Linked DNA regions of Mus musculus: region 2 is linked to region 1. The links are chromatin contacts, found by POLR2A ChIA-PET in ENCODE. All regions are on one chromosome and are shown on one strand. Each heading gives the region's core, a stretch centred on a gene start or an enhancer-like site at or near the end of the contact. The rest is flanking DNA. Distances are from core to core; before and after follow the strand shown. Region 1 holds the start of Wdr82 (WD repeat domain containing 82). Region 2 holds the start of Dusp7 (dual specificity phosphatase 7).

Region 1 (4,608 bases), core at 420-2,919:
AACATTTTGGTAAATTAAGACTGTTGTTACAGTCAAATTTGTATGTTAAAACAGACCCCTCCAAACACACACACACACATACACTGGCATCTCCTGGGTATATTTGCTTCCCAAATGCTGATATAAAAGAACAGCTTTGCCCAGGAATTAGGAGTCAATTTACCCTTAATAACAGGTTCTACCTAGAAGAAATTACACAAATTTGTAGTCACAGAACAGCACCCCCCCAAAACAAATTCAGTATGTTGATCAATTATATTTGTGAAAATATCAAGTAGATGGGCCACACAGCAAAGCTGTATAGTAGGGAAATTATAGATTTCAGGTGATGTTACAGCCATCTTAGCTTTAGGGTGAATGAAGCTAAACTGAATGATGTCTCTCGAGAAATTTATTAGGAGAATGTTGGAAGTTAGAGTAAATGGCTATTTAAAGTCTAAAGCAAGGCCACCTTAGAAGGCTCAGAAGGTAAAAGCATGTGTGCACGCACTCACAGACACACACACACACTAGTTTTTAAAGAGGCCTAAAATAGTTCCAGATCCTTTGCCTACATTTGATGTCTCCACAATTGCGATGTTGTAGTCAGCCAGTCTGCAGGATCTTTATTGTAGATGCTCTTCAGAAAACTTCAGTTCCCACAGCAAGTCGGGCACATGGCACCAGATCTGTCCTTGCTATCTCAAGCTCCATAGCAGCCTGGATCACCTGGATCACCTAAACTCAAAGGCAATCACTGGGGATTGAGTGCAACCACCTGTGGAAGGTTTTTCTAGAACAGATTTGCAATTTGGAAAGTTGCCATCCATTCAGGTTTCACTCAAACTGGTTCCTTCCCTTCCTCACACCCCGGAACAGATTGTAGCCAGGAACTCTGCCCTTTGTCAGGAGACAACTGCAGTACAAACTTACAATCTTGTCGTTTTCCCTCAGCCAACCACTTCCAGTTCTATCTAGCTACCTTTTTTCTTTAACCTAAGAACCTGAGATGCAACCCCCCCGCACATTTTTCAAGAAGGCTCCATTTTTTTCTCGTGTTCCATTTCGTCGTTTGTCAACCCAGGTTATAAGGGACTCTGGTTGTCATGCCTTTGCAATCACCTGCCAGTGAGTGAAATGTCCCTTCCTAAGGTTCCCCCTCCTCCCGCACTAGAAGTTAGGGATCTTCATGCGCTTCGACTCTCATTAAATTTTAAAAGAAGTTCCAAGCTTCTGAAGTTTAATATAAACCCAGTTGAAAATGCCACTTAAAACTTCGTGCAAGTGTATGTTGTACATCACTCAACTAACAAATCGAAGCCTCCTGGCTCGGCCGTGCAGTGGTTAAGTCAGTCGGTGATGGGTTCACCTGATTCACACCCACACACGAGCAGGCCTCTCCGCCAGGTCCTGCGGCCTCAGAGACACCAGCGTCTCCCCGGGGCTTGAGAGCACCCACAAAGGCACTAGCCCCGAGGCGACCTCAAGTCCTGCCCTCGAGAGAGAGGGTTTAGATGCTCCACGCCCGCAGGTTCACACCCCAGAACCGCGGGCTCCAGCTCCGGGGCCTCAGCAACGGGAGGCCGCCCCGCTGACGTCATCGTCCCGCCCCCCCTCCCCCAGCTCGCGCCTCCGTTCCCTCCCCGCCCCCTTTCCCGGCGTCCGCCGCGACACAAGCTCCTCGCCCTCTGATTTTGCTTCTCCCTTCAAGATGGCGGACACAATGAGCCGGCGGAGCGCCGGTTGGCCCTGAATTGACTCCGGAGAAGAACGGTCAGCGAGGTCCCGTCGTCCGGGCGAGAGAGCGTCGCCTGAGGAAGAGGACGCGGCAGCCCCACTGTCAGCCGTCCTTCGGTTCGTCTCCAGCGCGGCGCCCGCACCGCCGGGGTTGGCCCTGAGCAGCCCGCCCGATCGCTCGCCTCTCGGCCCCGCCCCGGCCCTGCGCCGCCGCTGCCTTCAGCAGCAGCAGCCGCCGCCGCCATGAAGCTGACCGACAGCGTGCTCCGGAGCTTCCGCGTCGCCAAGGTGTTCCGCGAGAACTCAGACAAGATCAACTGCTTTGACTTTAGTCCCAATGGCGAGACGGTCATCTCTAGCAGCGATGATGACTCCATCGTGCTCTATGACTGCCAGGAGGGCAAGTGAGTGTGATAGTGGCCGAGTTCCAAGTGCCCCTCTCCTTCCCTCTGTCGCTGGTCCCCGACTGAGCCCCCACCCCCAACCCCAGGCATGTGGTGCAGGCGCTCTTGCCAGGGCCACCTCCATCCCGCAGTGCTGCAGGAGATCCTCTTTAAGATGATGATGGTTCTTAGTTCATGTGTCTTTGCTCTCTTCCGAGCGCGCTTTTCCCGCTTGCCAAACCCCACCTTGACCTTGACCTTTAAACGCCATGTCCCTGCACCCTGCAGCCGGACGGATAGCCCTTTCCACTCCCCTGGCGACTGTCAGAATGTGCGGGTGGACTCTGAGCTCGATGCAGAACGGCAGGAGCTGTGTTCTGTCCATCAGTGGCGTCCAGCTCTCTGCCTTCACAGCAGTGACCTGGATTCAGCCCTGGCACGGTGCCCGCCCCCTACCCCTCAGCTTCCCGCGCGGCTTTTCTGCAATCAAGCCCCGCGGGATGCAGTTTTTAAGCTGTCAGGATTTATCGATTGTGCCCATGTGAGCTTGCTGTCCTTTCCCAGTACCAATACCCAGGCTTACAGTTAACTTACTAAACAGACTCTTGGAAACTTTTCTTTGCCAGACTCCTGAGAACTTGGCCGCCCCATTCTGGTCAGAATGTGAGCTCTCTTTAAAACAAAGAAAGCATTCCGGAACAATTTAGTGTTTCCTTTTGCATTACAAAAAAAACCCAAGTTTGGCCGCTTAGCCAGTAATCTCAGCATTTGGGCGATAGAGGCAGTCAGACCCTGAGTTCTGGACTTCATAGCAGAGAGACCCTGACTCAAAACAGTTAAAAAACAAAAAACAATAACCGCCAGATTGTGGTTTGCTTATAGTTATCAAAGTTTTGGAATTCTGGAACTGGTTATGGAAATTATGTTAGTTGGAGAACTTGTGTATCTTTGCCGTTTTCATAGCCTGGGTGTGAGGAAGACATTGCCTGTCTCATCTCTGGAAGTTCAAATCCTCGATAAGTAAGCAGTGACCTCTTTTGTAGCAGAAACTAGTTTAGGCTAAATTTGATTCCCTTTGTCAACTTCAGCTTCCTTCCTAAGCAGGAGGTGTTTAGTTTAATAGCTACTGTTTTCGACATTATGTTAAAGTTACCTGTTTTTGAATCCTTGGCTTTTTCTCTCCTTTTTGCAGCTGTTCTCTTTGTTTATTATTTTTTTCAAATAATAGTTTTCTTTTGGAACTTGTCTCTGAGTTTATCTAAAGTAAAGCTATTGTAGAATGAGCTGTATATGATATTGTCCTTGATGGGTTTCCTCGCTGGAGCTCCAACAAAGTATTACGTAACTGTCGTTGGACTTGAGCTTGCTGTATGTGGGAGAGTTTCCTACAGTGGTGATCCTGGGGAAGAGAAAATTACTAACTGGACAAATAGTTATTTGAATTGATGTTCATATTTGTGTATTGATTATTATCATACACTGGTCTGACTATTTGATTCTGTTTGGAACTACAAGTAATTTGAAATTGGTTTGTCTGACATGTTTGGTGCAATACATAGCTTAGAATCTCCCCCCCAAATCTGTAATGGAAATGCATATCCTATTCAAAGGAATAAAACACTAAGACTGAAAAAAATGTTTATTCAGGCATGTAACCTTTTTACATGATTACAAACTTACAGAAAGTTACAATGCTCCAAAGAACTTTCTTGAAAAAAGAACGTGTCCAGCAGTGCCTATAATTTCAGCGCTTGGGAGCTGGGGGTGCGAATCCAAGGCAGCTTGAACAGCTGTCCCAAAAAGGAAATGTAAGGGCTGGAGATGGCTACAGGCACTTGCTCTTAGAGAGGAACAAGTGGACTCCTACACCTTGTAACCATCTGTAACTAGTTCCAGGGGATTTGACCCCTAATTCTGATTTCTTGAGAGATGGCTCAGCTGTTAAGAGCACCTCTTCCACAGGTCCTGAGTTCAATTCCCAGCAACCACATGGTGGCTCACAACCATCTATAATGGGATCCAATGCCCTCTTCTGGTGTGTCTGAAGTCAGCTACAAGGGTACTCCTATAAATAACATAAAGAAGTCTTCATAAAGAGAGAAGTTTGTGGGGGGAAAAAAGTCCAGGAGCTAGAGAGATGGCTAACATGTGGTTAAGAGCGCATGTTAATTTTGCAGAGAACCTAGGTTAATCAGCAGCACCCACGTGGAGGCTCACAATTACATTTAACTCCAGTTGCAGGGGATCTGATGTTCTCTTCTGGATTCCATGTGCATCAGACCTGCATAGGGTGCCCATATATACAAGCAAGCAGACAAAATGCTCATATACATAAAATCAGTAAATGTAAAAATATATATGTATAGAAGAATAATCCAATAATTCCAACAGTAGAAGAAAATAACTGTTTCTTTGGAAGTAACATCTTTATTAGATAATACCAGTAGTAGAATTTGGGTATTTGAAAATAGCTAAAACACAGCTGATTTTTGTTTGTTGTTTTTAAGAT
Region 2 (4,876 bases), core at 728-3,227, 200 kb after region 1:
GAGCCATCACTGGGCAGAACCTAGCCAGTTCTCCCCACCTTCCATTCAGAGACCCTCAGAAGCAAGCATGTCTGCACACAATGGGACCCAGCCTTGCCTGAGGACAGCAGGAGACTCTTGTTAATGTGACTCTGGCTTGTCCCTCTGGGGGGGATGTCTCCCTAACAGCATGTTAGGAAATCATGAAATCAGCTGAGCCCATCTTTCCTAAAGAGAAAGGTCTCTCTCTGGGTTTGATTCGCAGCACCACACAGCGCTTCACAATCATCTGTAATCCTAGTTCTGTGAGATCCTACCGTCTCTTCTGGCCTCTGTGATCCATGGACATTCAAATAGAGAAAACACTTCAATCTTTTTAAAAAATTTAAAAGAAGCCGAGAGGTGATGGTGCACACCTTTAATCCTAACACTTGGGAGGCAGAGGCACCCAGGCCAGCCTAGGCTACAGAGAGAATTCCAGGACAGCCAAGAGTACACAGGAAACCCGGTCACCACTGCTTAGCGCTTAGCAAAACTGAAACCAAGAAGGGAGACTGGTACTCAGGATATACCACACATCACCAATTGGCAGGACAGATTGGGACTTAACACTTGGCCTCTGGAAGCTGTCTACCAGCTGTGTCCAGGACAGTACTCACAAAAGGGTCAGCTCTTTATATCTACAACCCCTCCTGACAAGACCCTCCCTGGCTGCCCTACTGTGGCCTTTCTCTAAGCGAATGTAGAAGAGGGCTCCTGCGGCTGAGAAAAAAAGGGAGGGGGGAGAACATTTAATTGGGAGATGGAGATTGAAACTGTAGCCCGATCGGACACCCCTGACACCGCAATCCCGGGTTAGGGTCAAGTTGGCTCAGAGATGACTAGCCCGGGACGGAGTGAGGGACTAAGCCTCAAGTTGGGATCCCCAGCCTGTTAAGAGAATGCACTCGGGGCTTGGGAGGAACAGCTCCCTCCAAGGAAAGACCGCCTTGGTCTGGTCAAAACCTTGCGGTCGGTCCTGCCGCTTTGTTTGAGCCCTACCTGCAGAGCCACGTACCTCCTGAGCCCCACCCGCCTGAGAGCCCGAACAGCACGCTGGACGAGGCCCCGCCCACTTCCAGCTGGGTGGACCCGCCGCGGGACCCGCCTCCTTTCCCCGCAGCCTCTTTCGGCGGCGATTGACTATCTGCCGAGCGCGTGCCCGCCTACCGCGAAACTTGATTGGTGCCTGGAGAGAGAGGTAGGCGAAGGGAAGCTGATTATGGAGCGCTCCCTCCCTCCTACCCGCCCCAATAGGAAAGTCACGTGGCGCTTCACTCCGGGCCAGTCACCACCGCACTTGTAAAAGCTTTCTTAAAGAGCTCGCGTTCCCTTACCCAGGGTTGGTCCTTTCAGAATTCCTCCACTTCTGCCTGCGATTTGCGAGAGCGGTCCTTGAACACCCCCCCCCCAACCCAAGTCACCTATTCCCTCAGCAGACCCTCCAACTCAGGTCTGGAACCTATGGCCATCAAGGGTTGGGATGATGCGGTCATCTGAAACTAAGACCGCCTAACACAGAGCACGACACGTAGTAGGAATTCAGTTTCCATTTGTTGAATGAACGCTATCAGAGAATGAATGAGGATAACAGACAAGAGGAGGGAAGACTGGCTCTGGGTGACCGCCCCCTGCCCCCAATCCTGAAGAAATTCTGCTTCTGTAAATGTTAGGTGGGGTCCCAGTGCAGCCTTTCTGCAAGGCACAGATGTAGGCGCTCAGCCAGAGATCTGCGAGGCCGCCTTGGCTCGCCCCTGGGCAGGTGGTAGCCAGGTCCCGGCTAGGCGGGCCCGTAGGAGCCGGCCGAGGGCGCTCCCGCGCCGCTTGCGGGGGAGGGGCTGCGGAGGCGCGGTGCCTTTAAGCCCAGGCGCCGGCCTCACGGCCCCGCCTCCCGGAGGACGCCCGGGCGCGCGGCCGCCGGAGCCGCGGTTTAATTGGGGCTGTCAGGCCGCGGCACGCGCGGAGGGCCGGCCGGGCGGGACTGAGGCCGGAGGCTGGGAGGCCGGGGCGGCGGGCGCGCGGCTCGGCGGGAGGCGGGCGCCCGGAGACGCGGCTGGGGCCAGCGCGGCCGGGGCGCCGTCCCAGGGCTGGGTTGCCCGGCCCCGGCCCCGGCCCCGGGATCCCCATGAAAAACCAGCTCCGCGGGCCCCCAGTGCGGGCGCACATGTCGACTTCGGGGGCGGCGGCGGCGGCGGCGGCTGGGGGCACTCGGGCGGGGTCGGAGCCCGGTGCGGGATCTGGGTCCGGCGCAGGCATCGGAGCGGGAGCGACGACGGGAGCGGGGGCCATGCCCTGCAAGAGCGCCGAGTGGCTGCAGGAGGAGCTGGAGGCGCGCGGTGGCGCGTCCCTGCTGCTGCTAGATTGCCGGCCGCACGAGCTCTTCGAATCGTCGCACATTGAGACGGCCATCAACCTGGCCATCCCGGGTCTCATGCTGCGCCGCCTGCGCAAAGGCAACCTGCCCATCCGCTCCATCATTCCCAACCATGCCGACAAGGAGCGCTTCGCCACGCGCTGCAAGGCGGCCACCGTGCTGCTCTACGACGAGGCCACGGCGGAGTGGCAGCCCGAGCCCGGCGCCCCCGCCTCCGTTCTCGGCCTGCTCCTGCAGAAGCTGCGAGACGACGGCTGCCAGGCCTACTACCTCCAAGGTGAGGACAGAACCTAGACCCCAGGCGGTATTGGGGCTGCGCCTCTGCTCCCTGGCGCCCTCGCTGCAGGCTGTTTCCTTTCCACTCGCTTGGCCAGGCCGGGCGCCACGTCGCCCCTGGTCCGAATCCGCCCTTCTGGGAGCCATCCCCTAAGGTGTGGATTTAGCCAGGCACAGGGAACCCGATCTGTGTTCTCTTTCTCAGCACCGTTCAGTGGCTGAAACAAACTTTCCCTTTCCTATTTAATTTTTTTCTCTGTGGATGGGTAGACAACAGCGCACAGGCTCCAGTTGAGCTCGGAGGAAGGGAGAGATCGGTACTGGAACCCAGAAAAGAGCAGGGCCCACAGGAATTTATGTCATTAGGAAGATAGGATCGGGAAGGTACCTTTTTCAGTATCACCCACCCTCCAGTGCATGGGCCCGTTTATGATGGTTTCTCTGGGATCCCACTATGGCCCCTATCAATCAGAATCACGGCTTGGAGGCACTTCTGCAGATGTGTGGGCAGTGGCCCAGGTGTGAGTGTGTGTGTGTGTTGGGGAATGGGGAATGGGCCTCAGTTCGCTGCCCCTGAGTTTATGGAAGGGGGAGACAGGCAGCTTGCCTGCGGGCCAGGGGGTGAGGGGAGCTATTGGCTGCAGCCGGTGTTTCCAATTAACATTCCAAAATGGCCTCTTGCTGGCAGCAGACAGGCTGGGAGGGGAGGGGAGTCCTGCGGCACCCTCGGGTGCCGCAGGGCCATGTCTAGCTTCATGGTGTTCCTTGTCTCTCCTGTCCTTGTCTAGCCCCCGTGGCCCCTCTCTTTGAGTCACATGCAGTGTGTCGGGTGCTTGTCCAGGGAAGGTGAATCGCTAGTACCCGGTTCCCCTCTTGCTGGGGAAAGGGACTTCACACCACCCTCCCCAAGTGTGGTTGCTTGGACTCTGCCTCTGACAGGCCCATAGGTGTTCTGGCTCCTCTCTCTTTGGAATAGGGGTTTGCTGACCTACAGGTGCTGGCCTGCGATGGGTTTGTTGGCCTTTCTTTGCCCATTGGCCACTACTGAGCAAGCACTCAGGTGTGTTGATGTATGTGGGAGGTATGGAAGAGAAAGGAGCTGGTACTTGACCTCAGGTGCTCTATATCAAGCCATAGGGCCAGTATACTTTAACAGTTACAGAACCCACTCAAAGCCTCAGTTCCCTTAACTGTGAAGTGGTGATTTTTTAGATGGCCAGAACATGAGTGAGTCCGTGTGTGATGTATTAGGCATGGTCACATTGTCCTTTGACATGGACATGTTGTGTGAGTCCTGACCGTTAATAGTCTTTTGTGGCCCATTTGGACTCACCAGACACCCCACCACCCACCACCCCCAATCTTGCCCTGACCACAGGTGGTTTCAACAAGTTCCAGACGGAATACTCCGAGCATTGTGAGACTAACGTGGACAGCTCGTCCTCCCCGAGTGGCTCGCCACCCACCTCCGTGCTGGGCCTGGGGGGCCTGCGCATCAGCTCTGACTGCTCAGACGGCGAGTCGGACCGAGAGCTGCCCAGCAGTGCCACTGAGTCGGATGGCAGCCCTGTACCATCCAGCCAGCCGGCCTTTCCAGTCCAGATCCTGCCCTACCTCTACCTCGGCTGTGCCAAGGACTCTACCAACCTGGATGTACTTGGCAAATACGGCATCAAATACATCCTCAACGTCACACCCAACCTGCCCAACGCCTTTGAGCACGGTGGTGAGTTCACCTACAAGCAAATCCCCATCTCTGACCACTGGAGCCAGAACCTCTCTCAGTTCTTCCCCGAGGCCATCAGCTTCATTGGTAGGTGTCTTTGTCTGGGCAGAGGGGGTGGGTGGGTGGGTGGGTGAGCGAGGCAAGGTGTGTGAGGGACGCTGGGTGTCGCCCCTGCCCAACTGGGTACCTCTGGGCCTGTCGAGACCTGTGTGTGCACTGCATGTGCCGGCATGTGCCCGTGGGTGTACCCGTGCTTGCTGTGACTCACGGAGTCCCTCGGGCACCTCTACCTGTTAGGACCTGAGCAGTCCCCTGAATCCTGGATTCCCCCAGCTCTCAGTACCTATTGGACTCTATGGTCCAACCTGTGTTTTTCTGGCTTTGCTGTAGTTTCAGGCGTAGCAAGCTGAAACATCACAGCTCACAGACTCCCACGGGTCTCAGTAGCTCTGCATCACGCCTCGGCACATGTGTCTCTGCAG

The links. ChIA-PET counts read pairs that join two places held with the same protein, here RNA polymerase II (POLR2A).
Region 2: POLR2A ChIA-PET joins it to region 1 with 15 read pairs in embryonic stem cell. The contact joins the promoter of Dusp7 here to the promoter of Wdr82 in region 1. POLR2A ChIA-PET finds 5 or more read pairs at or near these places in 4 of 5 experiments (Patski and embryonic stem cell).

The regions. Positions count from the first base shown.
Region 1 is chr9:106,169,260-106,173,867 of GRCm38, forward strand. Wdr82 (WD repeat domain containing 82) reads left to right here and starts at 1,670. Exons shown (of 9, transcript NM_029896.1): 1 at 1,670-2,120. The coding sequence starts at 1,960.
Region 2 is chr9:106,366,655-106,371,530 of GRCm38, forward strand. It overlaps Dusp7 (dual specificity phosphatase 7), which reads left to right and starts at 1,978. Exons shown (of 3, transcript NM_153459.4): 1 at 1,978-2,669; 2 at 4,047-4,481. The coding sequence starts at 2,144.